Linked DNA regions of Homo sapiens: region 1 is linked to region 2. A link is an interaction called in ENCODE POLR2A ChIA-PET data of the cell type or tissue named here. Cell type or tissue: MCF 10A. All regions are shown on one strand. Each heading gives the region's core, and the rest is flanking DNA. Links, peaks and the distances in the headings are about the cores only.

Region 1 (15,285 bases), core at 3,626-11,625, 120 kb after region 2:
GTGTCTAGTGTTTTGTGGAAGTATAACTTGCAAGCAATGAAATTGGATATTTAGTTAAGGAGATTTCTAAACATAGTGTTGATTGAAGGACAGGCTTGGTTTCTCCTTACTGCTTATAGTCAAATGTGAAAAAAGGAAGATGGATTGAAAAAAGGAATTGTAGGCTGGGCACGTGGCAGCTTACGCCTGTAATCCCAGCACTTTGGGAGGCCGAGGCGGGCAGATCATGAGGTCAGGAGTTCCAGAACAGCCTGGCCAACATAGTGAAACCCCATCTCTACTAAAAATACAAAAAATTAGCCAGGCGTGGTGGTGGGCGCCTGTAATCCTAGCTGCTTGGGAGGCTGAGGCAGGACAATCACTTGAACCTGGGAGGCGGAGGTTGCAGTGAGCCGAGATTGCGCCATTGCACGCCAGCCAGGGCACGACAGTGCGAAACTCCATCTCAAAAAGAAGAAGAAGAAGAAGAAAGGAATTATTAAAAAGGAACCAGAACTTGAAGATTTGGGAAATTCTCACCCTATTCATATTACAGATGCCCCTTCCAAACAGCTGTGCCAGTGGGTCTGGAAGGCAGGGCACAAACTAGAGGATTATCCTAGAACCTTAAGATATATTGGGATTTGCCTAACTAGGTTTTGGACTTGCTTGGTGCCTGCTGTCCCTTTCTTCTGTTCAATTTATCTCTTTTGGAATGGGAATGTCCCTCCTATGCCTGTCCCACCATTGTATTTTAGAAACAGATAACCTGCGTGAGTTCACAGGTTTCAGCCAGAGAGGAATTTTGCCTCAAGATTCATCATCAAATCTCACTCATACCTGATTTAGATGATATTTAGATGAGCCTTTGGACTTTAGACTTTGGAGTTGATGCTGAAATGAGTTAAAACTTTTGGAGCTGTTGGGATGAAATGAATATATTTTGCATGAGATAAGAACATGAATTTGGGGGGCAGGGGTGGGATGCTAGAGACTGAATTGTGTCCCCCTAAAAAATTTGTATGTTGAAGCCATAGCCCCCAATTCGACTATATCTAGATATAAAGTTTTAAAGAGGTAATTAAGGTTAAATTAGATCATAAAGATTCATCCCTAATACAATAGAACTGTGGCCTTATAATAAGAGGAAGAAAGAGAGCTTTCTCTCTCACTCTCCTAGATAGGTGAGTTGGTGAGAAGGCAGCCACCTGCAAGCCAGGAAGAGGGCCTTCACCAGAACCTGACCATGCTGGAACCCTGGTCTTGAACTTCCAGCCTGCGGAACTGGGAGAAATTAATTTCTGTTTCTTAAGCCACCCAGTCAATAGTATTTTTTATGGCAGCCTGAGCTGACTACTAGAATCATGGCTGTGGGAAAGATGGAGTGGAGAAAAAGGTCACAAGCTGAGGAAGTCAAGGAGCTGAGAAGTCAGGGTATCAGTTGGGTCAGCCACATACACATCAAAGACACCAGAATAACAGTGGGACTGAGAGTGCTGATGACAAGGGGCAGTTGCCAAACACTTTAAAGCACAAATGAGGGGGACTGTCCAGGAGGGTGTCAGATGACAGCACCTCAGAGGGATAGGATGCATTCTCCCTGGGAGCTGCTGATGGAGGGAAAGAAGACAGGCTGCAGGACCCCAAGAGTGGGGTCCACAAGGGAACAAGGAGGTGAACAGCCCACCTCAAAGACAGATGACCTAAAAACATTTATACTGTATTGACTCCGCCACCCAGATACTTAGTTCAGTACACAAATGCCTCCCATTAAAAGCCCAAAATGTTTCTCTAAAGTTTCTCTGTGAAAAAGAGACTGTGAAAGTAGAGGCAATTATTAACACAAGTGATAGAACGTTACGAAAAAGAGAAGATGCCTAGGGGAGTGATGGCATTTCTGAATGTGGGGATTCACAAAGGGCTCCAGGTACATCCTTTGGGGATAATAATCTGATCTGCAACATACAGCAGATGAAAAGTGCATGAAATAGGGGAAAGAGGCACTGTCAAAGAAACTGACACAGTCATAGATTGCCACAATAATTGTACCAGATCAGAGGGAAGGCAGCCCAGCAGAGGGCAGGTGTTTGGGCACCTGGGAGTGAGTCCACTCACTTTCATCAGGAATCCCTGAGAAATTCCAAGGGAGTTAGCCAGTCCTCCAACCTCCCAGTGAGTGGGTACCAGTCAAAGTGGGCAATGCACTTAAAACCAGAAGACGATTAAGAAGTAAAGAGGACCGCATCAAGACTTGCCTCTATTTCTAACTGGAAGAATTTGCCAGCCCTTTAGGGCAGGGGTCTGACCCCTGGTTCCAGTCTGTGGTCTGTTAGGAACCAGGCCACACAGCAGGAGGTGGGCGGAGGGTGAGTGAGCATTACCACCTGAGCTCCGCCTCCTGTGAAATCAGTGGGGGCATTAGATTCTCACAGGAGCACAAACCCTGTCGTGAACTGTGCGTGCAAGGGATCCAGGTTGCATGCTCCTTATGAGAATCTAACGCCTGATGATCTGAGATGGAACAGTTTAATCCTGAAACCACCATCACCTCCCGCCCCCCGAGCCCCGTTCCATCAATGGGAAAATTGTCTACCGCAAAACTGGTCCACGGTGCTACAGAGGCAGCAGAAGCAGCTTCGTGTGGCCTATACCTAGGTTTTAATGCACTTAGGAATGACCTGGGGCTTGTGAAAATGTGGATTCTGATTCTGTAAGTCTGGGCGGGGGCCTGAGAATGTTCTTAATAGTTAAGAAAATTGTTAAGAAAACTGCAGTCAAGTTCACCCACAGTATTGTATTAATTCTTCTCCACTGATGCTTACTGTTTACAAAATCCTGAGTTACAGAGTGCATCTTTATCATTTCTTAAATAAGATAAAAGAAGCATAAGCCACAACAGAAAAAGATTGATAAGTTTGACAAAATGAAAATGTAATATTTTTATATAACAAAAGACAACAGAAACAAAGTTAAAGCCAGTATCAAGGACAAAAGGAGCCACAGATTGGAGGAATATATTTGTAATGCATGAAACTGATAGGGAATGAGTATTCCGGATACACAAAAATCCCTGCAAATCATTGTTTTTGAGAATGAACAATTAAAAATGACTTACATATTCACCAATAAGTAAACGAATGCATACATTTTAATAAATTCATAGAAATAATGCAGAAATAGATGTTCAAAATGAATACACTAGATCTCCAAATATCAACTGAGACAAGTCTTGAAAACATGGAACTGAGTGAAGTGTAAGCTGTAGAAAACTGTATGAAGTATTATTTGTATAAAATAGAAAACATTACTAAATGTTGATTATGTACACCTATGCATGGGTAGAGGAGATACACACCAGTATCAGAATGGGGGTTCTGCTGCAGAACAGGTGGGGCTGGGAGGAGGGAGGAGTAGAAAGGAATTTCCACCACAGTGTCAGAAATCATGGAGCAGGCTGGGTGCAGTGGCTCACGCCTGTAATCCCAGAACTTTGGGAGGCCAAGACAGGCAGATCGCTTGAGCCCAGTAGTTTGAGACCGGCCTAGGCAACATGATGAAACCCTGTCTCTACAAACAATACAAAAAATTAGCTGGGCATGGGCACATGCCTGTAGTCCCAGCTATTTGGGAGGCTGAGGTAGAAGGATCACCTGAGCCCAGGAAGTTGAGGCTGCAGTGAGCCGTGATCGTGCCGCTGCATTCCAGTCTGGTTAAAAAAGCAAGACTCAAAAAAGAAAACAGAAAAGAAATCATGCGGCAGATGTGGTTAGAAACCCACATTTGTCAAATCTGTATAGCAATTATTATTCTCTGAACTTTTCTGCATGTTCAAAATATTTCAGAGAGAGATTCTTTCAGGCATCTGGAACAAGGTGACCTGAGCCCCTTTCTGAGTCCTCCTGAGCTGCTTGCAGGTCCCTAAATGGCCTGGTAGGACTCCTTCCCTCCCCTCACTACTCAAAGTGAGGTTTGCCAACAGCCGCATCACCTAGCAGCATCTTGGAAATAAATGCACATTCTCAGGCCCCCGCCCAGACTTTCAGAATCTGCATTTTCACAAGCCCCGGGTCATTCCTATGTATATTAAAACCTAGGTAGGCTACACAAAACTGCTCCTGCTGCCTCTGTCCCTTCTGTCCACTGCCCATATTGTTACCTAGATAACTCCAAAGCCTCTACCTGGATGGAGTTTAAGGATTGCATGTTCTAAGACTGCTGTGAACCCCTATCTAGAGCAGGAGTTATCTGTGTATGCTGGACACTTTATTTTATCAAGATCTGAAACACTGTTATCAGCTGCTAACCAGACAGTGAATTCCATATTAGTCCCATTAACCTTTGGGGGGTTGTCCATCATCTTATAGTACACAGCACATGGCATGAGTTCAGTGAATCTTTTAAGAATAAATGAAGAATCCACATTTTTAAGACACTGGTAAGGCCATCATCCATACTAAAAATGTTCACTCAGGGAATGGAATGTTCTGATTCTGGAACACTTTAATACGTGGAATTAATTTCTTATTATCTTTTAAAGTTCTAAATCTAAAATAGATTAAATTTATTTAAAAATTATTGGCATTTTAAAAAACTGTGCATGTTTAACATTTTGTAGCAAAGTAGTATTTTTTATAGCACATCTTAATAAATTGATGTAAAAAATGTCTCCACTTCAGGAACTCTTAGTCTTTCAAGGACTCTTGGCCCCATTTGAAAGCCTAATGGCAGATAGAGACCTTTTCCCCAGACAAATGCACATAATCAGCAATACATAATTTCAGTTTTCACAAACCCCAGGCAAAGAGTATCTGCCCTAAATTCAACAAGGCTGTAGATGACCCCCTTATCTCACATCGTTCCAGAGTTTTCTACTGTGTCATGTGAATGAAGATGTGTCACAGAGAATCCCACCATATGACACCTTTCATAGCCACTCTTCATTCCTCTCGCTGTGAAAACAATCCCCCAAATTATGAGCAACTTAAAAAACTCTTATGAGCATTAACTAATAAAGTGGTGCTCAAAAGTGTTTCCTTGGCTGGGTGCAGTGGCTCACACCTGTAATCCCAGCACTTTGGGAGGCTGAGGCAGGTGGATCACGAGGTCAGGAGATCGAGACCATCCTGGCTAATACAGTGAAACCCTGTCTCTACTAAAAATAAAAAAAATTAGCCGGGCGTGGTAGCACGTGCCCGTAGTCACAGCTACTTGGGAGGCTGAGGCAGGAGAATCGCTTGAACCCAGGAGGCGGAGGTTGCAGTGAGCCAAGATCATGCCACTGCACTCCAGCCTGGGTGACAGAGTGAGACTCTGTCTCAAGAAAAAAGAAAAAAGTGTTTCCTTTTGAACGTGCCCCCCGGGTTTCCACCTGTGGATGTAGAAGACGGGAAGTCTAGAATCCATACTGCTGCTCAGAGGCCATCACACAGGGTACATGGGCCTGAGTGAGTGACCGCACTGCCCTCGTTAACTGGACTAAATAGTATTTTATCACATTTTGTTGTCGTTTTGTTGCTTTTTTTTTTTTTCTTGAGACAGTTTCATTCTTGTTGCCCAGGCTGGAGTACAGTGGCACAATCTCGGCTCACTGCAACCTCTGCCTCCCCAGCTCAAGTGATTCTCCTGCCTCAGCCTCCCCAGTAGCTGGGATTACAGGCGCATGCCACCATGCCTGTCTAATTTTTGTATTTTTAGTAGAGACGGGGTTTCTCCATGTTGGCCAAGCTGGTCTCGAACTCCTGACCTCAGGTGATCCACCCGTCTGAGCCTCCCAAAGTGTTGGAATTACAGGTGGGAGCCACTGCACCCGGCTCTTGTTGCTTTTCTTAAGAGACATTTAAAAATGCCTTGGTAGCAGGTAGAAAAGCAGCAGAAATATTTTATTCTATTTACAGGCACCATCAAACTACCACATGGTTTTAAATATAAACAACTACCAATAAACAAGTAACACCCACAGAAATCCAGAGCCAGGAGGAGACATCTGCATTAGGCTCTGGTGCTGAAAGAAGCCTCCATCACCAGGTCAAGTTTATTTGCCAAAAAGAGAAAAAATAAATAAGTCCACCACCCAATCCCTTCTGGAGCAGCCATCCTTTCCCCTCCCCCTCCACATTCAGTCACTGGAACTGGAAGTCACTTTCATGCCAAATAATAATGACGGCCAGGTGTGGTGGCTCATGCCTGTAATCCCAGCACTTGGGAGGCAGAGGCAGGCGGATCACGCGATCAGGAGATCGAGACCATCCTGGCTAACACAGTGAAACCCTGTCTCTGCTAAAAATACAAAAAATTAGCCGGGTGTGGTGGCACGTGCCTGTAGTCCCAGCTACTCGGGAGGCTGAGGCAGGAGAATCACCTGAACCCAGGAGGCGGAGGTTGCAGTGAGCCGAGATAGCACCACTGCACTCCAGCCTGGGTGACAGAGCAAGACTCTGTCTCAATAATAATAATAATAATAATAATAATAATAATAATAATAATAACGATACTAATTCATTATTAGTGTCATTTAACAAATAATGAATTTGCACCATTTTTAACTTTGCAAAGCTCTTTCACTTTTGTTAGTGTAGCATTTTAATTATGTTACCAGAAAGGAAAGAGTGAGCTGGAAGCTGGGCCGCCTTCCTTCACTCAGCCCCACAGCCCATCCCAAACCGCTCCAAACACAGCTCCTGCAGAGCACCCGCAGAAACCACCCACGTGTGTGTGTGTGTGTGTGTGTGTGTGTGTGTGTGTGTCTGAATTCATGCTGAGTCATGGGAGCCAGTGTTGTGCATTGTCTGGTTGGTGAGGAGCTCTCAGATGTTTGTGAAATGATCCCTGGGGGACATGAGTAAGCTCTTCCTAGACTCTGAGTGCTGAGGTCAGAGATTGATAGAAAAAGAATTAGAAATTTTGAAAAAGGCGTAGAAATTCCAAGCAGGGCAGAATTCCTAAGAGAGACTATTCTTTTTAAAATTACTGACTCTCTTTTGAGGACTCATATCATTAAGGATCTGGAGATAAAGAGAAACTTTGGATGAGTAATACTTTTATTTTGAATTTTAAATATTGCACTGATGTTTTTAAAATAAAGCAACCTCATCCAGATAATAGAAGTGCAAGATGAGCTTCCCATAGTGGAACTTGCTTCCACCAGTGGCTGGTTAACTACATTAATTGGTTAACTAACAGGGCAGCCAATTTGGTCCTTGATGGGATAGCTAGTTTCTCCTTGCTTCTTTCATTCACCATTTATTGAATGCTAACCCTTCATTCGCACCATTTACTAGGTGCTAAATGTGAAGGAAACACAGTTGGACCTTCCCAGAGCTTAATGTTTCATGGAAGAACTCAGAGAAAACCCATTTTAATAGATTTAAGCCATCTGTTTCCAGAGAGATGAAGCTGGGAAATGACCGTGTAACCCATCATCTGTGCAAGACAGGAAAATACCCTATTGTCAGCCATTTCATTACTGGTGAAACGAAGGTGTTCTACACAGATTCGGTTTGCAGGGAGGCAGCATGGAGAATGTACTGGCTGGGAACCAGAAGAATTGAGCTCTAGGACCGTATCACCCTCGAATAAACTCTTTTTCTTTTCTTTTTTTTTTTTTTGAGATGGAGTTTCACTCTTATTGCCCAGGCCAGAGTGCAATGGCACAACCTCAGCTCACCACAACCTCCGCCTCCTGGGTTCAAGTGATTCTCCTGCCTCAGCCTCTCACGTAGCTGGGATTACAGGCATGTGCCACCATGCCCAGCTAATTTTGTATTTTTAGTAGAGATGGGGTTTCTCCATGTTGATTAGGCTGGTCTCAAACTCCCAACCTCAGGGATCCACCCACCTTGGCCTCCCAAAATGCTGGGATTACAGGTGTGAGCCACCGGGCCCGGCCGCCTCTAATAAACTCTTAAATTTAGGTCAAAGGATTCCACTTTCCTAGGCCTGTTTCCTCTCCTAGAAATGGGGGGGTTCAGTAGATGGCTAGAGGCTCCATTTAGCTTCATTATTTGCTATCACTCAAAAACCTCACAGTCCTGAGAAAGGCAGCCATGATTAATTCCTCGTTGTCTTGGAAGAGAACTAGTTGTGGTGCACTAGCCAACACATAAGCAAGCTCAGCCCTTAGCCAGCGGCTGCCTTCCCTCTTCTACTGTGACTAACCACCACTGGACCTTAAGGCAGTTGTTGGAACCAGTAAAAAGAATGTTCCTCTCCTGGCCATAAGTACAAGTGGTTATTTGCAAAGCTACATAATGGCGTTAATTAGTGAGAGTTCACACTTGGGCTTAATGTAAACAGACTCTCCTAGTAACAGACAACTTCAAACAGTGAGGCTGAATTCCAGTGTAGACACTACCTAAGCAAGTGAAGAATCAATTTTGAGGGGAAAATTAGAGACTTTGGGATGGAGTCCAGAAACCATGGGGTGGGGTTCGGTCATCGGAGGAAGGAGAGGGGCCACCTGAATGATTTTCCCTGAGCAGCTGATAAGCATATTAATCTGGGCAACTGAAGATCCCTATCAAACTATTGATACAGCTGTGTTTGGCTCCAAGTGTGCTGAATCTGTGCCAGCTCTTCACAACCTGTGATCTAATGAGCTGAGGACAGGAACTGGGACCTGGCCCTTGCGTGCTCCTTTGAAGGAAGAAGGGAAGGAATCAAAAGTGGAGAAAAGAGGGCTGGGCGTGGTGGCTCATGCCTGTAATCCCAGCACTTTGGGAAGCAGAGGTAGGCGGATCACCTGAGGTCAGGAGTTAGAGACCAGCCTGGCCAACATGGAGAAACCCGGTCTCTACTAAAAATACAAAAATTAGCCGGGCATGGTGGTACGCGTCTGTAATCCCAGCTACTCGGGAGGCTGAGGCAGGAGAATCGCTTGAACCTGGGAGGCAGAGGTTGCCGTGAGCCGAGACCATGCCACTGCACTCCAGCCTGGGCGACAGAGTGAGACTCTGCCTCAAAAAAAAAAGAAAAAGAAAAAGAAAGAAAGAAAAGCGAGCCTACAGGAAGGGGACACCATTTCGACTTTGTTTTCTGGTTCTTTTACCTTACCCGTCTTCGAAAGCTAGGCCTATGAGACTAGCTACAAATATAAAACGTACCTTTACGGAGAGGACATATGGGCAAGGAATGATTTAAATTCTTAGCCAATTCCTCTTGGGGTTTAGACACATTGTCACTCTCGTTAAATGGAAATGTGAAGGATAAATTCTTAGCCAACATCAAAAGGAGTGGCGTTTGAAAGTAGCGATAGAGAAGAAAGCGGGCTCTCTCGCAGTCAGAGGCCTAATCTCACCCCACCTCCACACTGCACCCACCCGGATGAGGGTTCCTTCCTGGAAGCTTTCATGTGTCTCAGAAGAAAATAATTACCATCAGAGCCACTCGAAGAACAACAAAAGAAATCCTTCCTTCTTATTTTATAGTCACGGGTTATTTTAAACCCCAAATGGTATTTCTCAGTTTAATCGCTAAACTTGGTTTCAATTGACTTTTACTCAGTTTTCTTAAAGTCGAGAGCATAAAAAATTTCTCACAATTGAGACTATTCAAAAGAACGTGCGGCAGACTCCAAATGCAATATCAGGAAGAGGGGGCCAGAGGGGTTTAGACAATACAGCACCTTTTTCAGAAGTCTATTGTCCTCTGTGGAAGAGGTGAGAAATTTGTCTGTACAAGTCCAGGCTTGCTTGTATTAAAATATCTAATTTTATACATAACATTCTTATCTGATAGGCAGCATTAAGATCCTCTTAAAATGAACTAGGTGGAGGAAAAGGGCAAAACCATGATACACAGTCACAGGAAACAGTTTAGATTTTCCTTGATTGGATTCCTTCTGGAGAGAGATTCCCGAGGACCTCCAGAGCCACACCTGGCTCCTTTGATGACTTTCAAACTCGCTCCAGGCACCGATGGTGAATCCCTAAGGGGCCTCAAATAACGGTGGCTGTCGAATGAAAGGCCAAAGTAGTTTACCTGAGTGTCTAGTGAGTTCTGTTTCCAATAGTGGGGTTTTCTGAACATCTCACATAATGAAGACAGAGTGGAAGTTACAGAATTTTATACTCAAGAGGTTTTGAGTCTATCCCGGAACCCAAAGCAAAGGAGAGTCAGGCAACTTTATAAGAAGCCCTCACTGTCTAGGGGCCTGTTTTGTTCAGGGAATAAAGGCTAATGCTAAAATGATCCTCCTGACTTTGTAAATGATTTCCAGAGGGCTCAAGGGCTTAGGGATGGCTCCCGGGAGCGCGCAGTGGTTGACAGTACTGGCCTGAGGAGCTGGAAGTGGACATTTTCCTGGAGGGAAGTGATTTGGGATTTCCCAAGGTCACTGGTATTGGGGCAGAGAGGAAGCCAGTTCCAGAAGCAAAGGTATGAGTCAGAGAAGCCCACTGGGCCCAACTCTTGCTGAGAGGACAGGGAGAGGAAGGGGCAGTGGACATGCATCCGACTGGAGATGAGCCCTGTCAGATCTAGACATCTACCCCATGGAATCAGAAAGATCTGGCAGAAGTTTCCCACTCTTTCCATCTGGGGGAGATGGCTAACCGTAGTGGATGAGAGTCCCAAGCATTGGCATGAGACAGGTCTGAGTTTCTGTTTTGAATCCTGGTTCTGATACTGCATGACCTTGGGCAAGTTACTTAACATCTTTTAAGGTTTGTGTCACGCGCATCTGTATGAAGAGAGTCCACCAAACAGGCTTTGTGTGAGCAACAAGGCTGTTTATTTCACCTGGGTGCAAGCAGGCTGTGTCCAAGAAAGGAGTCAGCAAAGGGTGCTGGGATTATCATTAGTTCTTATAGGTTTGGGATAGGCGGTGGAGTTAGGAGCAATTTTTTATAGGCAGGGGGTGGATCTCACAAAGTACATTCTCAAGGGCGGGGAGAATATTACAAAGTACCTTCTTAAGGGCGGGGGAGTATGACAAAGTATATTATTGCAAGGGCGGGGAGGGGGTATTGTCATAAGGTCAATTGATCAGTTAGGGTGGGTAGGAACAGATCACAATGGTGGAATGTTATTTTTTGTGGTTCTTCATTTGCTTCAGGTCATCTGGATGTATATGTGCAGGTCACAGGAGATGTGATGGCTTAGCTTGGGCTCAGAGGCCTGACAGTTTGTATCCTCGTCTCCGTAATGGTGCAATGATCCTTCCTTCGCGTAGGGTACCTTAAGTGAGATGAGATATGTGGAAAGGTGATCGCGTGCTCAAGAAATGCTAGCTGTGAGGATTATTAAGGTTATTAGGAATGTGTCACGTTTCTGGTTCTGTCCAAGATGCAAAGCAACGTGTCTGCAGCAAGACAGGGCAAGCGGGAGAAGGTGGAGCCAGGACCTACCATTAGAGCTGCTGGGTGGATGAAAATAGGGGCTGCCCCTTGTGGGGGTTCTGTGGGGTGGACAGGACACTGCTGGAGTGTGGCAGGCCTTCACTCTTGCTGCCCTTTAGCCTAGGGGACCACCTAGAGGGCCGGATCTCCTGCCCCGGGGCAAGGCAAGGCATTCAGGACAGCACAGGTCTGGCCTGCAGACATTCGCTACCAGGAAGTCTGATCACAGCAGCAAATTCAAGCTCTGGGTCTATCGGTCTCTACTGTAGAATTATTTAGTAGAACTAATGGAATGAAATGTCCGCTGGGGATTCCAACCTCTTTTCTCTCTTTGATTGACAGTGGAATCTGGCCCCAGGTTTGTGGTGATGAGGAATCAGATAAACTCTATAGAGATGGTTTGAGTGGTTGGGGTCAGGATGACCACTTCTGATAGCAACTCAATCATACCGAATTCATTCACATTATCTCATTGGTTCCTCACACCAACCTGTGTGATGGGCAGTAACTCAGGTGTGATGATTATTCCCATTTTACAGATGAGGAAAGTAAGGCTGGCAGAAGTAATGGGACTTGTTCAATGTCACACAACCAGAAGGTTGTGAGGTCTGGGCAAAAATACAGGAGGTCTGACTTAGATGCTCCACCTTCCCCACTAGGTCCTGTGAGGTGTTTCTTTGGGCTTGAAACTTTATCCTTGTGAATGTAGGCTTTTATCTTTAGAAGCAGACAGTAAAATAGGGCTTCATGTGCAAGGAAGCAGGCAATGGATTTGGGGCTTTTGTTGTCCGTGCTCACCTGTCCCAGGTTAAGGGGGAACTAAACTCCCAGATACCTTTTTTTTTTTGGAGACAGAGTTTCACTCTTGTTGCCCAGGCTGGAGCGCAATGGTCCGATCTCAGCTCACTGCAACCTCTGCCTCCCAGGTTCAAGTGATTCTCCTGCCTCAGCCACCCGAGTAGCTGGGATTAGAGATGTGCGCCATCACCCCCAGCTAATTTTGTATTTTTAGTAGAGACGGGGTTTCTCCGTGTTGGTCAGGTTGGTCTCCAACTCCCGATCTCAGGTGATCCACCCGCCTCAGCCTCCCAAAGTGCTGGGATTACAGGCGTGAGCCATCGCACCTGGCACACTCCCAGCTACTTCTTACTGTCTTGGCAAATCAACCAAGACAGTAGTAATTAAAAAGCAATGCTTTGAAAAACAGGTCTAACGTTGGGGGCTGATAGAAGTAAAAGCCCTTGAAGCCGTCCTCCTTTCCCCAGTCTCCAGACCCCCAAACTAAATAAAGAGCCCGGAGGGAATGTGGACAAAGCAGGGAAGTCAGGCCCTACAGTGTGACTTTGGCCAGGAAGGGTTTGAAGCGCCCTGCATCCCAATCACATCATGCTGGGTCATGTTAATAGCAAATCTTGGTATTTTTCGTTACATGAGCTAATCAAGTTCCTTTTTTGCATAAGCCAGTTTACCCTGAGTTTTCTATAATTTGCATGTGAAAAAATACTGATGCCGATGCACTCACGGTACAGGTAATTTCCTGTAGATTTCTTGCCATGAAGTATGAAAACCTAATATGCCACCTAAAACTAATTTTCAGGCAATGACATGTAAAGTATTCCCTGTAGCTTCAGACTCACTAACCAGCATACTGTGCCTTCTCCCCATTGTTGCTGTGTCCTCAGAGAATGCGAGCATTATTCAAATATCCTAAAGTCATAAGCTGTTCCTTGCCAGCTCAGATGATGCTCTTCCCAGCCCTGCTTTCTTTGTTCTATCAGCGGCCATAAGGACAATTTTTGGTGTCCACCATAAGGATTGGTGATCCACAAGGTGTCATTTTCAAAAAATGAGAAATGGTTTATCATACAACCCATCAATCCTACTCCTAGATATTTATGCAAGAGAAATGAAAACACATTCTACACAAAGAACCCTATATGAAGGTTTCTAGCAGCTTTGTTCATAGTAGCCCCAAACTGGAAGCAACCACAATGTCCATTAACATGAGAATGCATGACAAGCTAGGGGCTATGCCTACAGTGAGACACTGCTCAATGACAAAAAGGTATAAAATGTGGATACAGCAACCACATGGGCAAATCTCACAAGTGTTATGCTAAGTGAAAGAAGCCAGGCGCAAGAGAGTGTGAGCTGCCTCGTTCCATTTATTCCAAGTTCTAGAACAGGAAAAACTAACCTGTAGTGAGAGAAGGCCTAGGGTGGTGTGTAGGGGGCTGGCTGCAAAGAGGCACAACAGATCGTTTTTGGGGAGGGTGAAATGCTGTGTGTCTTGATTCAGGAGATGGTTTCAAAGGTGTACACATCACTGAACTGTACATTTAAAATGTATGTATGTAAATTATACCTCAATAAAGTCATTTTTTAAAGGTGAGGTATTTTGGGGTTTTCTTAACTTCCCTTTAAAACTTGTAATGTTGCTGGGCGCAGTGGCTCACGCCTGTAATTCCAGCACTTTCGGAGGCTGAGGCAGGCAGATCACCTGAGGTCGGGAGTTCGAGACCAGCCTGATCAACATGGAGAAACCCTATCTCTACTAAAAATACAAAATTAGCCAGGCATGGTGGCACATGCCTGTAATCCCAGCTACTCGGGAGGCTGAGGCAGAAGAATCCCTTGAATCTGGGAGGCGGAGGTTGCAGTGAGCAGAGATCATACCATTGCACTCCAGCCTGGGCAAAAATAGCGAAACTCCATGTCAAAAAAAGTAAATAAATAAAATAAAATAAAACAAAACTTGTAATGTTTATACTTAAAATAGCATTATCCAATTTTCCTCTATAAATACTATAAGTAAATCATATTACGGAAATGCCGTGTACCAACTACCACAAGCAAGCACATCTGGTTCCTACCTTCGCGTTTCATTCTCGCTATTCCTTTTATTTGGAATATACTGTTCCCTCTTCTCTCTCTGGCAGAATCCTATATCGCATCCCATCCTTCCTTTGTTCGTTCATTCAGCAAATGTTTATTGAATGCCAGGCCCTGTGACCGGCAGTGGAGCTACCGAGACGTACAAATCTAGTAGGTGCTTTAGGGACACCTACTAGAAAGTGGAGTTTTACTTGAATGCCCTTGGATTTCTATTCCAAGCATTTTCTGGCCGATAAAAAGACTCTGTCAAAGACTGTTAACCTGGAGGCTCCAGTCTGCTCTGTTACATTACCTAAAAGTAGGCTGGTTATTCCATACACATGTATTTCACAGCCTCCCCTAAAGGTTCTATGTTAACTTTTAAGAAATGGAATCATTGATAAAGTTAACAAGGCAGAAGAAAAAGCTCTAAGAAACCAAAGAAAAATTGGCTTAAATGTATTTCTAGGTCAATGATGAAAACAAAATAGAATATGGAAATGTAAACACAAATGGAACAAGAGAACTTTAAAATAAAAAGTGATAGTTACCATGTGTCTCAGGGCTGGAGGACCACCTGGCCTTGCTGGCCTCTTACACCAGAGCCTGGGCCATAGCTCATAATTTTGCTGATATTGGCATCTTTTAACTTTGGAGTGTTTTTAAAAATCAGTTACTATAACAAGCTCTCATTAAAATTTATTTTTCAGCCAGGCACGGTGGCTCATGCCTGTAATCCCAGCACTTTGGGAGGCCAAGACGGGCGGATCACCTGAGGTCGGGAGTTCGAGACCAACCTGACCAACATGGAGAAACTAAAAAAAAATATATATATATACAAAATTAGCCAGGTGTGGTGGCACATGCCTGTAATCCCAGCTACTCGGGAGGCTAAGGCAGGAGAATTGTTTGAACCCAGGAGGCGGAGGTTGCAGTGAGCCAAGATGGTGCCATTGCACTGCAGCCTGGGCAACAAGAGCAAAAAAAAACCTCCGTCAAAAAAAAAAAAAATTATTTTTCAATCATTTGAATTTTTGTGTCCCTCTCATCAACTTTCGGTTTCAAACCATTAAACCTTTTCTTGATTAAAAAAGTCATC
Region 2 (15,285 bases), core at 4,127-12,126:
AAAAAGTTAAAGAGGAGGGAATTCTCCTTAACTCATTCTAAAAGGCCAGCATTACTGATACCAAAACCAGACAAGAATGCAACCAAAAACAAAAACTACAGGCCAATATCCTTGATGAACATAGATACAAAAATCCTCCAAAAAAATACTAGCAAACCAAATCCAACAGCACATCAAAAAGATAATACACCATGATCAAGTGACCATACTACCCAAAGCAATCTACAGATTTAATGCAATCCCTATTAAAATACCAAGGGATGCAAAGATGGTTTATCTCAGGGATGCAAAGATGGTTTAACATATGTAAATCAATAAATGTAATACATCATATCAACAGAATAAAGGACAAAAACCATATGATCATTTCAACAGTTGCAGAAAAAGCATTTGATAAAATTCAACATCCCTTCATGATCAAAACTCCCAACAAACTAGGCATTGAAGGAACATACCTCAAAATAATAAAGGGTATATGTGACAAACTCATAGCTAACATCATACTGAGTGGGGAAAATCTGAAAGCCTTTCCTCTAAGAACCGGAACAAGACAAAAATGCCCACTTTCACCACTCTTGTTCAACATAGTACTGGAAGTTCTAGGCAAAGCAATCAGGCAAGAGAAAGAAATAAAAGGTGTCCGAACTGGAAAAGAGGAAGTCAAATTTTTCCTCTTTGCGGAAGACATGATTTTATATCTAGAAAAACCTAAAGGCTCTGCCCAAAAAAGGAAAAAAAAAAACAAACAAAAAACCCTTAGATCTGATAAATAAATTCAGAGAAGGTGCAGGATACAAAATCAACATACAAAAATCAGTAGCATTTCTATATACCAATAATGAACAATCTGAGAAAGAAATCAAGAAAGCAATCCCATTTGCAATCGTCACACACACACACACAAATACCTAAGAATAAATTCAACAAAGGAGGTGAAAGACCTCTGTAAGGAAAACTACAAAACACTGAAGAAAAAAATTGAAGAAGAAACTAACAAATGGAAAACATCCCATGTTCATGGATTGAAAGAATTAATATTGTTAAAATTACCATACTACCCAAAGCAATCTGCAGATTTAATTCAATCCCCATCAAAATACCAATGTCATTTTTTATAGAAATAGAAAAAAAAATCCTAAAATTTGCATGGAACCAAAGACAGTTTAAATAGCCAAAGCAAAATCCTGAGCAAAAAGAACAAAGCTGGAAACATCACACTCTCAACTTTTAAAATATATTGTAAGGCTAAAGTAACCAAAAAAGCATCGTATTGGTAGGAATGAAAGGGGAATGGAGAGACGTTGGTTAATGGGTACAAACATACAGTTAGATCGAAGGAATAAGATCTAACAATCAATGGCAGAGTAGGGTGACTATAGTTAACAACAATGTTTTGTCTATTCCAAAATAGCTAGAAAAGAGGAATTGAAATATTCCCAATATATAGAAATTATAAATACTTGAGGTGATGGATACCCTAAATACCCCAAATTGATCCTTATCCATTCTACGTATCAAAATATCATGTGCCTATAAAATATGTACAAATATTATGTATCAATAATAAAATGTTCAAGTCTTCTTACAACAGCATGTTTACAAACATGAACTTTTAAGTCAGACAGACAGAGGTGAATCCCGGCTTTACCATTTGCCAATTGGGTGACCCAGAGCAACTTAGGTGGCTTCTCTGAGCCCCAGTGTACTCATCTCAAAATGAGGATAATAACGACTTTCCCATAGGGTGATATGTTTAGTGTGTTTAGCACAGTGCCTCACACAGGGTCAAACACTCAAGAAATTGTAGCTTTTTGTATAGTTACCAAGAGCTGTAAAGGACCGCCTTTATTTGTCATAGAAACCATTAATATCCCATCCCACTAGCCTTTGTGTACTAAGTTCATGGTTTATGTTGACTTGGCTTGACTTCTGTCTTTTCTCCCTCAAGTCTCCATGGGGATTGAAAGCTCTCCCTAGTTGGGCCCTGGAAACTGTAGCTGGCTCCATCCCATGCTCTTTACCTTACCTTCCTTCCCAGGCAATGCTCAGCTCAATAGAAAGCTCAAGTCCTATACAGTTGTCAGTTCAGTTGAACCAGAGGTTCAATTACGCTGTGTAGCTGCTCCAGGGTAGCCTCTGCCTCAGAAGAAGACAAGATAAGTGATTGATCTGCCACTGATGCTCTGCCCCCAGGAGCTTTTCTTTCTCCATTCCTGGCTCCTGGAGGTAAGGACAATTTCTGGGAAAGTGGTTGCTGTAAGAGGTCATTGTTACATTTGGGGATATGTTCCTTTTATCGAGAAAGCAAATCTCTCCAATGCTCAGCTTCAAGGTGTAGGTGATGTTAGGGTGCCCTATTTTTGGGATTCTCCCATTTGTCTGGCAACCAGAAAATGTAAGAAAATGCAGTACAATCTTGCTATTAAACACCTTGCTATTCCAGAGATTCAATTTTACTGTGTAACTATTTCTCTGTCTAAGACCTGTAAATTCTACATCACAGATGCTGTTTTGGGCATGGTTGCATTCAGGAAGCTCCTGAGCCTCGGAGCCATTATAGCATCTCACAGGCCATGGGACACTGGCGTATAGCCACAATAGGAGAAATGTGTCCACCAGGACATCCTTATCAAAGAGCACAAGAAAATGAAAAGGGAACAGGCAGTCTTACCACTGCTCTCCATCAGGCGTTCTCCTTCTCTTTTTTTTCCTAATTATGTTTAGTCATCTTTCCTGGAAACTGTAAATCTCGCTCAGTGAAATTATTCATATTTATAGCCCCTGCATGTAAGTGGCATTGAACTCTATTAAAAATGATAAAAGGTAGATGCCTTTGAACGCTGGGATCAGCCAGCCAATTGTTTTAAGATTCACCTCAACTGACTTTAAGACGCACATGGGTATCATTTGGCAATAAAGCAAGTTTTATTAAATTTAGGCAACTTTCTTCGAGAGACAGACATAAAATCCTGGCAAAGATAAGAGCTAAAATTAACCAGACACGTGGAATGCTGAACAGCTGAATTAAAACAGAAACTCGACATCATGCAGACAATAACATTCCATCTATGAGTGCCCTCTCCCCACCTTGAGGATGGGAACTTCCTTGTCATCTCAGACCCTTATAAAAGGCCTCTGTGAAAATGGATGAAGTGTTTGGGTAGCCAAAAACCCTCTTTCTAATGCCATACTTAAAGTTCTCCTAAACTTTTAAATCCAACATCCCCTAAACAAATACGTCCATTTATTCACAATAAATCAATTTTTTTTTTCAGAAGAAGATTCAATTAAAAAAAAATTCCTATGTCCCTGCTCTTCAATGTTTTAGCCATTGCACAGTAATGGCTTGCCTAATTCTCTTTTAAAACCAAATTCATGTCCCCAACCATGGAAGGTATTGAGCCCATTAAATTTGGGGTGCTTCTGCAAATGAAGTTTTGTATATGTTTACTTCTTGGTGCAAAAGAAATTACATGCACATTACAGTAACATCAGAAAATATAGACAAGCAAATGAACCATATCAAACAGCTACAATTCCAATCACCCAGAAATGATATATGCATATAAACATACCTGCACATTATATGTGTGCTCCATATGCCACACAAATGTATGAGTAAATCATTTGTCTTCATGAGCATGCAAACATATATATGCACATCATACGTGTCCTATATAAAAATATATACATTGTCTTCCGCATGCGTACACACATATATGTATGCAGATATATCTCTTATGATACAAGTGTATGCATACATTATGTGTGTTTTTCATATACACACAAACACATATGCATACCACATGTGCCTTTCATAGTCACACAAACACATGCACATAATATGTGCCTTTCATATGCCTGCAAACACATATGAACCTCGTCTTTTATGCACATATATACATATATGCATGACATATGTGCCTTTATCTATATCTGTGATTTTCCAAAATTAAGATAATGTATACATTGTGTACATCCTCTATTGTCACCTGATTTTTCACTTTGTCTGTTTTTTGTTTCTCACTCTCACAGGATATACATCTTTCCACACCAATAGACCTTGTTTTCCGATGTAGCATTATTTTTCATAGTTGGCGAATATACAGTTATGGATTCATAACAGCAAGGTATCTAATTATCCTCTACGGTTAGATATTTAAGTAGTTTATGCCAATGTTTCCAACAGATCATCTTGTATTTGTCATAGTGTCAAGCACAGTTCGAGGGTCAGACTTACCTTCTCACTCTACCAGACCTTCATAGCTTATCGATTTGTCAAATTTCTGTGGCATGTTTCAGCCTTGGAGGACAGTCACTTAAGTACAGTTATAGTTCCTCTTTCTATCCTGGCTTGTGGCCGGGCTGTGCCTGAAGGACAGGGCTTCATGTTCGACGGATTTCTGGATTTTTGAACTGTAATTCAGTCCCATTCGGTTCAATAACCGAATTTATTTATTGGGCTTTGCCCCACATGCACATAGCAGATTCTCTGTAAACATGTGTTAAATGAAAACATATTTTTACAAATGGAATCCCACAGCACCTGGCAAGCCACTTCATTCTTAGTTGTGTCAAAGGCAGTACAATGAGGGTAAGCTGTGAGGTCAGACAGGCGTGGGGTCCAGCCGTGGTTCTGCGTCTTACAAAATCTGTGACCGTGATATGTAACTTCTCAAGCCTCCATTTCCTTATCTGCAAAATATAGTTAATTAGGACACCTTCCCCATGGGGTTGTGAAGATGATACAGACGATGTAAGTAAAATACTTCGCACAGTGTCCAGTATGCAAGCAATGTGAGCTGTCATTATTATTATTATTGGCTATTGCTTCCTAAGATAAATGAAGCATTTGAATTAAGTGCTAAGCTCTTAGTGAATACTAAGTCGGATTTAATTAAGTAGTTTTTCAGTTAGTATAAGGGGGAAAAAAAGAGGAGAAGAAAAATGTCTTACTGCTGAATCTTCCTGAACCTCCACAGGGCCTATCCACCCAAATTTGTTGACCGGGCCATTTGGTGAGTGAGCGAGTCTGTTGGAGGTTTTCTCTAGGTTTGGTGCGTGTGATGATAGCACAGTCCTCAGTGACTGCATGGTGTGTTTTATCTGAGGGCCTCAGGGTCTGAATTGTGATACTTATGTGCATGGCTTTTGTTTCCAGATGGAGAAATTGCACTGCAGAGAAATCTTTAAAAGCAATTACCTAATACTGCAGATTGCTGAACTGTACCCACACCCAAGACTGAGCATTGGATCAATCCAGAATATACATCAGGTGTTCTGCAATGTCTGCCTAAAACCATGACTCTGCCTCCTCCAGCTGTTGCTACATCTCACTATGGGTTTCCTGTGACATTTTGAGCAAGTATGCCTCTGTGACTGGGGTTCTTACACTCCAGAATGGATGAGAAGCACCGTAAGTGGCTTTTAAAATGAATATTCCCTGGCCCTTCAGTCGCTCTATAGGTCAAGAATCTGAATTCTCAACCTGTCTAGAAGGTTCTGGTTTTAATGGTCTGTGGGCTGCACATTGAGAAACCTGTTCAGCGAGTGCAACAAAGGTTCCACATGTGAGAAAGGAAGCATCAGGTCTCTTGAGCCTGTTCTTTAATCTGTAGGCTGCACCTTCTCTTTAAATTCTGCTAATAACACCATGCGAGAAAACACCCGAGCTTGAAAAGCCCATGTTCCAACATAACTGTCCTTCACCACTCTGGAAAATTAATGGTTTGTTTCGATTATCCCTTTGTTAAACTCCAAAGTCAAAGAGCTCTGAAAGGCATACGGTTATTTTAAGTTTCAGGTGATTTCTGTTGCCAAATATTTTAAAAATTTAAAATTGCTACGTGACCTCTTAGTAGTACTATTAGATTTCCTGACAATAAAAATAAGTCTTTTGGTTTCACCATTTATAGTTAGTACAGCTAATATTAAGTATAATTTTAAAAGCCTTTTATTTTCTCAGAAAGAAAAAATAATCAAAATCTGCTCAGTGTGGTATTGAATAATTAAAAACAAAAGAACAGTATCTTCACATTAGTGTTTAATATTAATTGCTTTTTTACCCTTGACACTGGTGCTAATTAAATTTTCATTTTATTTTCCATGACTTGTTTAAACAGTTTTTGCAAATTATTGCTAATCAGCCTAATAAAACTGAATCACCTATTAAACAATTTTGTTTTGAATTAAATGGCATTAAAATAATTCTGGCTGCCTTGTGTTATAATGTGTTACAAGAATACCAACCGCTACAGGTAATATGCCTTAGCTTTTACACATGCTTTAAATAAATCTACGGATGTATTTACCTACATGCACAAACATGCAAAGAGGCAGTGTTGGTTAGTTGAATGGGTTTCCGGCTGGATTTATTTCCCGTCTACTGTCTTCTCAAGAGGAAATCTAAGGCAAATCTCTTCAACAACCTGAAACTTGGTTTTCATCATCAGCAAAATAAGGAGTATGTATTTTTGAGGGAAAGGGTTATCGGTGGAAATAGAGGTTTCCCTAAGCACCGCTTTGCAGCCCCTTCCAGCAAGATACGATTAATGGGGTGCGGGGGGGAGAGCCCGTTGCCCCCACTCCCCCGGAGACTTTCCTGCAGTTTCGAAGGTGTAGGACACAAATGGTGGGTCTAAAATATTAGCAGCAGCCACCAGTGAGGAGCCACATGGCTCACAAAGAATGAAGAGAAATAATAGGGCCAAGTGGACCAGTTGGTAAAACCCCGGGGCCCCCACTGCGTTAGTGGGCTCTGGAAGAGGTGCCTTACTGGTACCCAACAGAGCCCTGGGAGGGTCTGTTGCACATGGCGGGGCAGCTTTGGGGGCAGTGGTACACAGCAAAATTGCAGGAGCAAGTGTGAGATTGACCCTCAGAAACTGCGATTACCTATGTGTGGGGGTGAGGGAATGTGAAGGAATAGTCTACACATGCTGGTCAGATGACTACCAACTCCTTTGCACTTACAACGACTCTGTAGTTCACAGAATAGGTAGGTTACTCATATTGTTATGTCTTAGATGACAAAAGAGAATTACGAAACATGAAGTGACTTAATCCAAGATGATGAATGGGGAGGTCAAATATTTTGTGATGAAATCATAATCACAACTCATGGCAGGAAGCAGAGTGCTGGTCTTACACAACACTTTTTGTTGGTGTCAGCATCAAAGGAAGAACACTGAAGCACGTAGGACAAGGCCTGATCTTGTATAACCTGAGTCTTCGGGAAAGATGGTACAGACAGGAGCTACAAGACCTGATCATTTGTGTTGGCTCTGCCACTAACTGGATGAACACTAACTGGATAAACAATCTCCGATGAGTCAGTTAATTTCCTCATGGTTTAAAAGAAAATGATGAAACAAATGCTATCTATCTCAAAGGACTTAAAATGAAAAGAATTAAAAAAATACAATTAAAAATGGTCAGAAAAGTTGAAAGTTTCATACAAAATGTTAAAATATGTACGTTAATGATCTTTATGTACAATAAAGAAGGAAACCTCCTGACATACAGCAATTTGCTGAGTCACATTAATATCTACTTATTAATTGGAAACACCAAGCCAGTAGACAGTAGTAATTTTCTTCTGGCAAATACATTTCAAACTGTCTCATTCAGTTTTCTCATTAGAAACAACAGATGCTAGAAGTTAATGAAAAAAATATTTAAAGTACTCAAGAGAAAGTAACTCTAAACCCACAATTCTATACCTACATAAATTATTATGCAAAAATAATGGCAAAAGAAAGACAATCCCAGCCATGCAGAAGTTGCCCTTCTAACTGGATTTTCTTCCACCCTTGCCCAAAGCAGTCTGTTTTTAACAACCAGTCAAAGGGGTATTGGTAAGGTGGAAGTTGGGCACGTCATTCCTCAGCTCACATCATTTTTAAAACTTTTTTTAAAAACAGCTTTATTAAGATACAACTTAAAAAAATAAAAAATAAAAAAGATACAACTTATATGTCATAAAATTCACCCCTTGTAAGTGTATAATTTTGTTATTTTTAGTAAATTTATAGACCTATGCAACCATCACCACAATCCAGTTTTAAAACATATCCACCATCCCAAAATGTTCCCTTGTTCCACTTTGCAATTAATCCCTGCTACTACTAATACCTCCAAGCTCTAGGCAGCCACGAATCTATTTTCTGTCTAAATTTGCCTTTTCTGGACATTTCAGAGAGATGGACTCATGCAATCTGTAGTTTTTTTGCATCTGGCTACTTCCATATGGCATAACATTTTTGAGATCCATCCATGTTGTAGTATGGATTAGCAGTTTGTTCCTTTATTTATTTTTATTTTTTGAGATGGAGTTTCACTCGTGTTGCCCAGGCTGGAGTGCAATGGCGTGATCGCAGCTCACTGCAACCTCCACCTCCCAGATTCAAGAGATTCTCCTGCCTCAGCCGCCCGACTAGCTGGGATTACAGGCATGTGCCACCACGCCTGGCTAATTTTCTGTATTTTTAGTAGAGACAGGGTTTCCCCATGTTGGCCAGGCTGGTCTTGAACTCCTGACCTCAGGTGATCCACCCACCTTGGCCTCCGAAAGTTCTGGGATTACAGGCGTGACCCACTGCACCCAGCTTAGTTTGTTCCTTGTTTATTGCTGAATAGTATGCCAGTGTGTGGACAGGTCACATTTTGTTATCTGTGCACTAGCTGATAACCAGATTGTTTCAAGGTCTTGGCTCTCATGGTTGATGCTGCTACGAACAACCACGTACACATCTTTGTGTGGATTGCCCACATTGTTCATGCCTTCCCACTTCCTTCAGAGTAAAACCAAAGCTTTGGCTGTGGGCTGCACATCCCTACCCCATGTGGTTTCCTAGTACTGCTCCTTACTGCTGTCCTCTCACCCCCTGCTCCCCCGTCGCTCACACCACTGCCACCACACTGGCCTCCTGGCCATTTCTCCAACACATCAGTCATGCCCTCCCCTCAGAGTCTTTGCCCCAGCAGTGCTTTCAGCCTGGAAGCTTTGGACCCCATTCCAGGATACCCTTGTAGCACGTCTCCCCCAAATCTTTGCTCTTCTTCTCCCTTGCAATCTCCCTTACCTATTACAGACAACTTCCAAGTTTTTGTTATTGAAAATGTGGGGAGAGAACCACAGACAGACAAGATAGCATCACCAGGAGCTGGTCAGAGCTGCACAGCCTCGGTCACCGCAGACCTGCTGAGCCGGGATCTGCATTTTACCAAGGTTCCCAGCTGGTCTTCAGGTACACTAAGGTCTGGAAAGCCCAGTTCTAACATACAAGATGATTTACTTCTTTGTTATACGTATTGTTTACAGCCATCATTTTGTACTAGAGCGTTCATTTCACAAAGATGAGAGATTTTGTTGTTTTATTCATAATGAATCCCAGAGGCTAGAACAGTGCCTGGCACACATTCATTGAATGAGCGGATGTTTTCCTGTAAATATCTGTAAAGAATTATCCTTGTACATTACCTGTAGAAGCCAGTGATTTAAATTAATAGTCTTGGACTTAAGCCTGGGTGGGGAACAATAGAAAAATTAATTTTTTTCCACTTCTGGGCATTAAAAAATATCGGTTCACTAAAGAATGCCTTCAAAGAATAAAGTATGAGTAGATTAAAAATAAAATGAGTAACCATCTAAGACTATGGAAATATGAAGAAGAAAAAGAAGCCAAAGAAGCGACACTGGACTGCCTGTGGGTCACCGCCTGTCTCCCTTTCCCCTGTCACGCAGCCTCCTGTGGAGCCGGCCGTGGAAACGCCCTGACATGGAGTCAGAAGCCCGAGCCCGTGTTTCAGACTTGGCGTTCATTGACCAGAAGAGCTGCTTCACCACTTAACCATGCAGCTTCAAGGGCTCCATCTGCAAAACGCAGGCTTGAACCACAGGACTGGTTATGCTCCTTCTTGTTCTGTGTCCTCTAAATCCACCCCGTGGGATGGTTCTCATCCTCATTTCTAGGAAAACAAGGCCCAGGTGGAATCTCTTTTCTCATCTGCAGGACTGATGCCTTTCTTGGCCTAAATTTCAACAACATGTGACTATAAAACTTACCTGTGTGTGAACCCTACAGATATTTGCGGGGGTGTTGTGTGGGGAGATGACCCCATGGTGGGCCCCTAGCGCCGGCCTCTTGCTATCATGCTGAGCACGCCCACCTTGCCGCAGCCTAGGATCTCCCTTTCCCACCGGCACTCTCTTGCCTGGAGTGTGGATCCACTGTGGCTTTCCCTCGCCCCATCCTCCAGCTTGGTGGGTAGTAATATCTTCTGTCCCTCTTTAGACTCGGGGGCCTAACTGGAAAACAGGTGCATTGGTAGATTTAGTAGCAGAGGAGTCCAAGAGTTCTAGTGCTCTACATGGGCATGAGACCAAAGCCCATAAATACATGTTCGCGGGGTGCCTACTGTATACCCAATGCTGTAAGGTAGTGTCCCCAAAGCATACTGCTGCAGAACACTAGTTTTGTGGGGTGTTCAACGATATTACCTGGAGAAAAGAGTCCAGAATCTAACAAGTTTGGGAAACTCTGGATTAAATAAGGTTAACTATGTTTCTTTTAGGTAGTCCTTCTCAGAGACTTAAGATGAGAGCATGCATTGGGAACTTCCAAAATGGGAGATGCAGTGGGAGGCACTCCCATAGTTAGGTAACCAGGCAGCCCCTTTTTACTTATTTTATTTTATTTTTTTGAGATGGAGTCTTACTATGTTACCCAGGCTGGACTCAAACTTCTGAGCTCAAGCAGTTATCCCACCTCAGCCTTATCCCACCTCAGCCTCCTAAGTAGCTGGGACTACAGGCACGAGCCACCACACCTGGCTTTTTTAAAAACAAAGGACCATATTTTGGAAACACATAGGCCCTGTAGCACACAGACCCATGGGATCTCCTGGCCACCTGGCCCAGCCCATCTTCCGCAGATATGAATCCTGGACCTGAGGGAGAAGCGAAGCAACTTGCCCCAGGGCCCCACGGCTAACACTGTAGGCCACGCTTCCCATTTCTCAGCTGAAATAAAAGGTATGTTTTTGTTGCAAATATTTAGTTGACCATTAATTTACCTAAAACCAGTGACTCTCACCGGGACACACAGACTTTTGAAAAGAAAAATCATTAAAGTGAAAAAAGGAGATTTTCAGGTAACTGCAGTTTTTTATTTTTATTTTTTGACATGGAGTCTCGCTCTGTCACCCAGGCTGGGGTGCAGTGGCACAATCTCGGCTCACTGCATCCTCCACCTCCTGGGTTTAAGCAATTCTCCTGCCTCAGCCTCCCAAGTAGCTGGGATTAGAGGTGTATACCACCACGCCTGGCTAATTTTTATATTTTTAGTAGAGACAGGGTTTCATCACGTTGGGGGCTTAGTCTCAAACTCCTGACCTCAAGTGATCCGCCTGCCTCAGCCTCCCAAAGGGCTGGGATTACAGGCATGAACCACCACGCCCAGCCAACTGCAGCTTTCTAGCAGCCAAGTGTGTGTTCTTTATTATCTTGAATCCCAGTGAAAAATTAGAGAAAAAATTGTGTGTATATGGCACTATCAAGTTTGAATGTTATACTTTTTACTAAGAGAAATAAAATCAAGGAAACAAAATGCAATAATAAACACAACCTTAAGTTGTCAGTTTTCTCTAAGAGGTATAATTTCATCAAAAGCATAATTGTAAGCTTTACCTTGTTAATAACTTTATTGATCATAACTGATTATTGCAATGGACTGAATGTTTGTGTCCCCCAAAATCCATATGTTGAAATTCTAACCCCCAAGATGATGATATTAGGAGGTGGGGCCTTTGGAAGGTGATGAGGTCATGAGGATGGGGCCCTTGTGAATGAGATTAGTGCCCTTCTTAAAGGACACTATTTCTGCCACATGAGGACACAGGAAGAAGGCAGCTGTCTGCAGCCTGGAAGAGTGCCCTCATCAGAACCCTAACATGCTGGCTCCTTTATCTCCAACTTCTATCTTCCAGAACTATGAGAAATAGGTTTCTGTTGTTTAGAAGCCACCCAGTCCATGATACTTTGTTATGGCAGTCTGAACTAAAACAGATATTATCTTGATTATATTTTCTAAAACACAATATGTTTTGACCATAGTTCATGTACTGACCAACGCCTTTTTAATCATCTAGGAGAAAACAATGCATTAATCTTTCCAGCATTGCAGTTATCCTCATTTTGGTAGAAGAGAGAAAGTCCTCTGAGGTCAGGGAAAAATCAAAGTTTGGAACCACAATACATGGTATGGTGGTATGAATAGAAGTGGTATATGCATTGTCCTTCCAGGCTAGAGGGGGATCATCAACATTCTTTGAGAGTGGCTTCCAGGTGGTCGTTCAAATCAAAGTACATGTTTCTTCCGGAAGCTCATTTAGTAAAATATGTGGTGTAACTATGAAAACTTGGTTGCCTGAACTTTTCCCTGTTGGGATGTGCCATACTCCTCTAGAAACATCAGAAAAGATTACAACTGGTCATCACCAGTCTTTTGCTTCATCAACAACAATGCAAAATGGCTATTTAAAGGAGCAACACTAGTTAGTAAAAATATATTTGCATACACAAAACTGCTAACATCCAAGTGCCTGGCCATGTTATTTTCAATAAAGCCACAATCATTACTTTTTCATTTCATCATCTTTTTCATTAGCATGGGAAAACCTTTTAGTAGCAGAAGCTCATTTGCTTTTATCTACTTTTCTGTGCTCTCACAATAAACAAGCAAAGCAACTTAATTTCAACACATGGATAGAAAGAGCATAAGTCTATATTCCCTTCTTTTCTGGGGAACAAATAGGGCAGGGACTTCTGAAACTAGAGATGTTCCTGTAGAGACAGATATGTGTAATATCTGTAAAAATTTACAAAGACAATGCTACAAGTTTGCTGCGTCAGACCATCAGAATTGTAATTGCTTTTGTTCTTCCAAAAGCCCCACAGGATTTAGTACATAACTACGTAATTGAAAATCGTTTATTATCTATGCCTTACCTAGGTTTGTTAATTGCCTTACGTTTGTTAATTAATAATTTGAAAATGATACATGTATTTGAGATACATATGTGTGTGTATATATATACACTTTTTGTATATATAATTATATATATAAAGTATATATACTTTTATAATATTATAGATGTAAATTTATATATACTTTTCCCTAGTTCTGTGCACTGAAATGTCTTAGAACAACACCCAGATTATGGCTATGAAGTACTATTTCCCACAAAACCAATAAAATGAAAATCCATGGGGAGCCTTGGAGAAGTGGGTGACTCTAGGTCTGAGGTAGAGAATGTCAAAGGTGAGACTGGACCCCCAGGACACTGTCAAAGATCACTAGGACTCACACACCAGCCTGACGAGGCTCCCAATGGCCTCAAACACCCCAAAGATGGGGACCATTCGAACATTATGCACACAATAGTTTCAACGGACCAAAACAACTGTGAGTTTATAATTGATTTTTTTTTTTAAAAAAACCACACACCAAAAATCTAACTAGTCACTATTGGGGGATGCTGATGACCAACTTATTTTTTGAAAATGGGTAAATAAGGGGAAAGAGACAGCCATTTATTCACCTTTCCTATGCAAACTATACTACTGGTAACCAAACAGCAAATGAGGGGAAGTTTTTCTTTACAGGAGCATTCTAGCTAAGAAATGAAGGAGGCGTGACAGAAAATAACCATTTTGCAGCTCCTTGTGGACTAATGAATAGATGCATTGAGCAATAACAATTGCTACTATGAGAGAGAGAGAAAGAGAGAGAGAGAGCGCACGCCAGATATTATATATCCTGATGGAAGAATACAGCACCACCTGTGAAATATTTCCCACTCCTCATTCTCTGCTGGAAAAAAGGACCTGACTCTGAACAGGCCTCTAGATACAACTACCAAGAGAGAGGAAGTACAGAGGGACATGGGAAGCCACCATGGGGATGCCATCAGCACTCTGGTCAGGGGAGATGCTACAGGACAGCAATGTGGCTTCCACCAGAAATAAAATGCAAGAAGGACCTTTAGATTGAAAAAGACCTGAGACATAACAACGAATCACAGGCGTGGGCTTCATTTAGATCTTGACTGAAGCAAATAAACCATAAAAGGAAATAAAATTATGAAATGTATGAGTCAACTGGAAATTCAAATATGACTGGACATGTGATGGCCTGTTAAGAAACTATCTTTGATTGTTTACAGATGTGATTGTGGTATTGTGATTATGTTGGGGGAGGGAAAGAATTTATCCTTTTAGTGACACATACTGAAATATTTACAGATTAAGTGATAAGGTCTCTAGGATTTGCTTCAAATTAGTATAAGAGTAGAGTACCTAGGGGCGGTTAAAATGAAACAACATTGTTCACGAGTTAATTATTTAAGAATTTAAAGCATATGGACATATGGGGATATATTATACTATTCTGTATTGAACTACTTTGGTGAAAATAATGAAAAGTTTTCAAAAAATAATTATATGTGAATAGTAAAAGTAAAAAGAGGAATGCCTATGATTATTGAAATAATTAAATTAATACATACCTTTCTTCCTTTATCTAGAGGTTCATGACATTAAATATCTGTCTACACTTACCGCTGTCTTCCAAAACAAGAATAAGGATTGCAAATCTTAAATTAAATTGTCATGACAGTTGCATTTCTCTTGCATTACATTCAAAATTCTATACTATATCAACTGCTACTTTTTGAATAATAATGTGTGCTAAAGGCTTTTCAAAGTGGAATAAAAGCAGTGTGGTGGAATTATAATCTTTTAAATAAGCATGGAACTTGCCAGCTTAATAAAAACCTTCACAGACATTTCATTTAATTCTCACCGAACCGTGGGATAGGTCAGCTAAGCTTTATTAGCGCCAGTTTTATGATGGGGAGTGAGAGAGAGAATAACATCCAAGGTTGCACAGCTATTAACTGCCAGAAGTAGAAGAGTCCACATTCTTTTGCTTCCTGTTTGGTATTTTTACCCACCACATCCCCTAACCTCTGCAACTTAGAAGGGCAAGGTACCTTGTAGTTTAAATGACACATTAAGATAAAAACGTATCTTAATGTATATAAAATGTATGATTAATGTGTATCTTAATGTGTATAAAATGTATCATTTTATAAAATCAAGAAATTAGATTAATATGATGTAAATGATGATATTTAAATCCAAGAGCTAATTTATTTAACATTTAATTTTTTTCCAAAAATGTGGCTTCTGGTGTTTCCGTCAACTTTAAATGCTCTCAGGGT

What was found. Peaks named below come from ENCODE experiments on the same cell type or tissue, not always from the same donor. Only the 100,000 strongest peaks of a DNase experiment are listed, where the experiment ranks them.
Region 1: POLR2A ChIA-PET joins it to region 2 with 15 read pairs; 2 of 35 experiments call an interaction of 5 or more read pairs at or near these places.

What each region holds. Positions count from the first base shown.
Region 1 is chr6:3,464,752-3,480,036 of GRCh38, reverse strand. It overlaps LOC643327 (a long non-coding RNA gene), which reads right to left. Exons shown (of 2, transcript NR_147844.1): 2 at 11,027-11,151. Among named protein-coding and RNA genes, the nearest start is that of SLC22A23, 15 kb to the right of the region's middle. RefSeq lists an enhancer at 6,608-6,902 and a cis regulatory region at 6,513-6,993. In MCF 10A, for the core only: no CTCF peak of the experiment used is centred there; a DNase peak (open chromatin) is centred at 6,766.
Region 2 is chr6:3,584,412-3,599,696 of GRCh38, reverse strand. LOC100507336 (a long non-coding RNA gene) reads left to right here. Exons shown (of 4, transcript NR_187650.1): 4 at 5,162-6,207. Among named protein-coding and RNA genes, the nearest start is that of SLC22A23, 140 kb to the right of the region's middle. In MCF 10A, for the core only: no CTCF peak of the experiment used is centred there; a DNase peak (open chromatin) is centred at 7,156.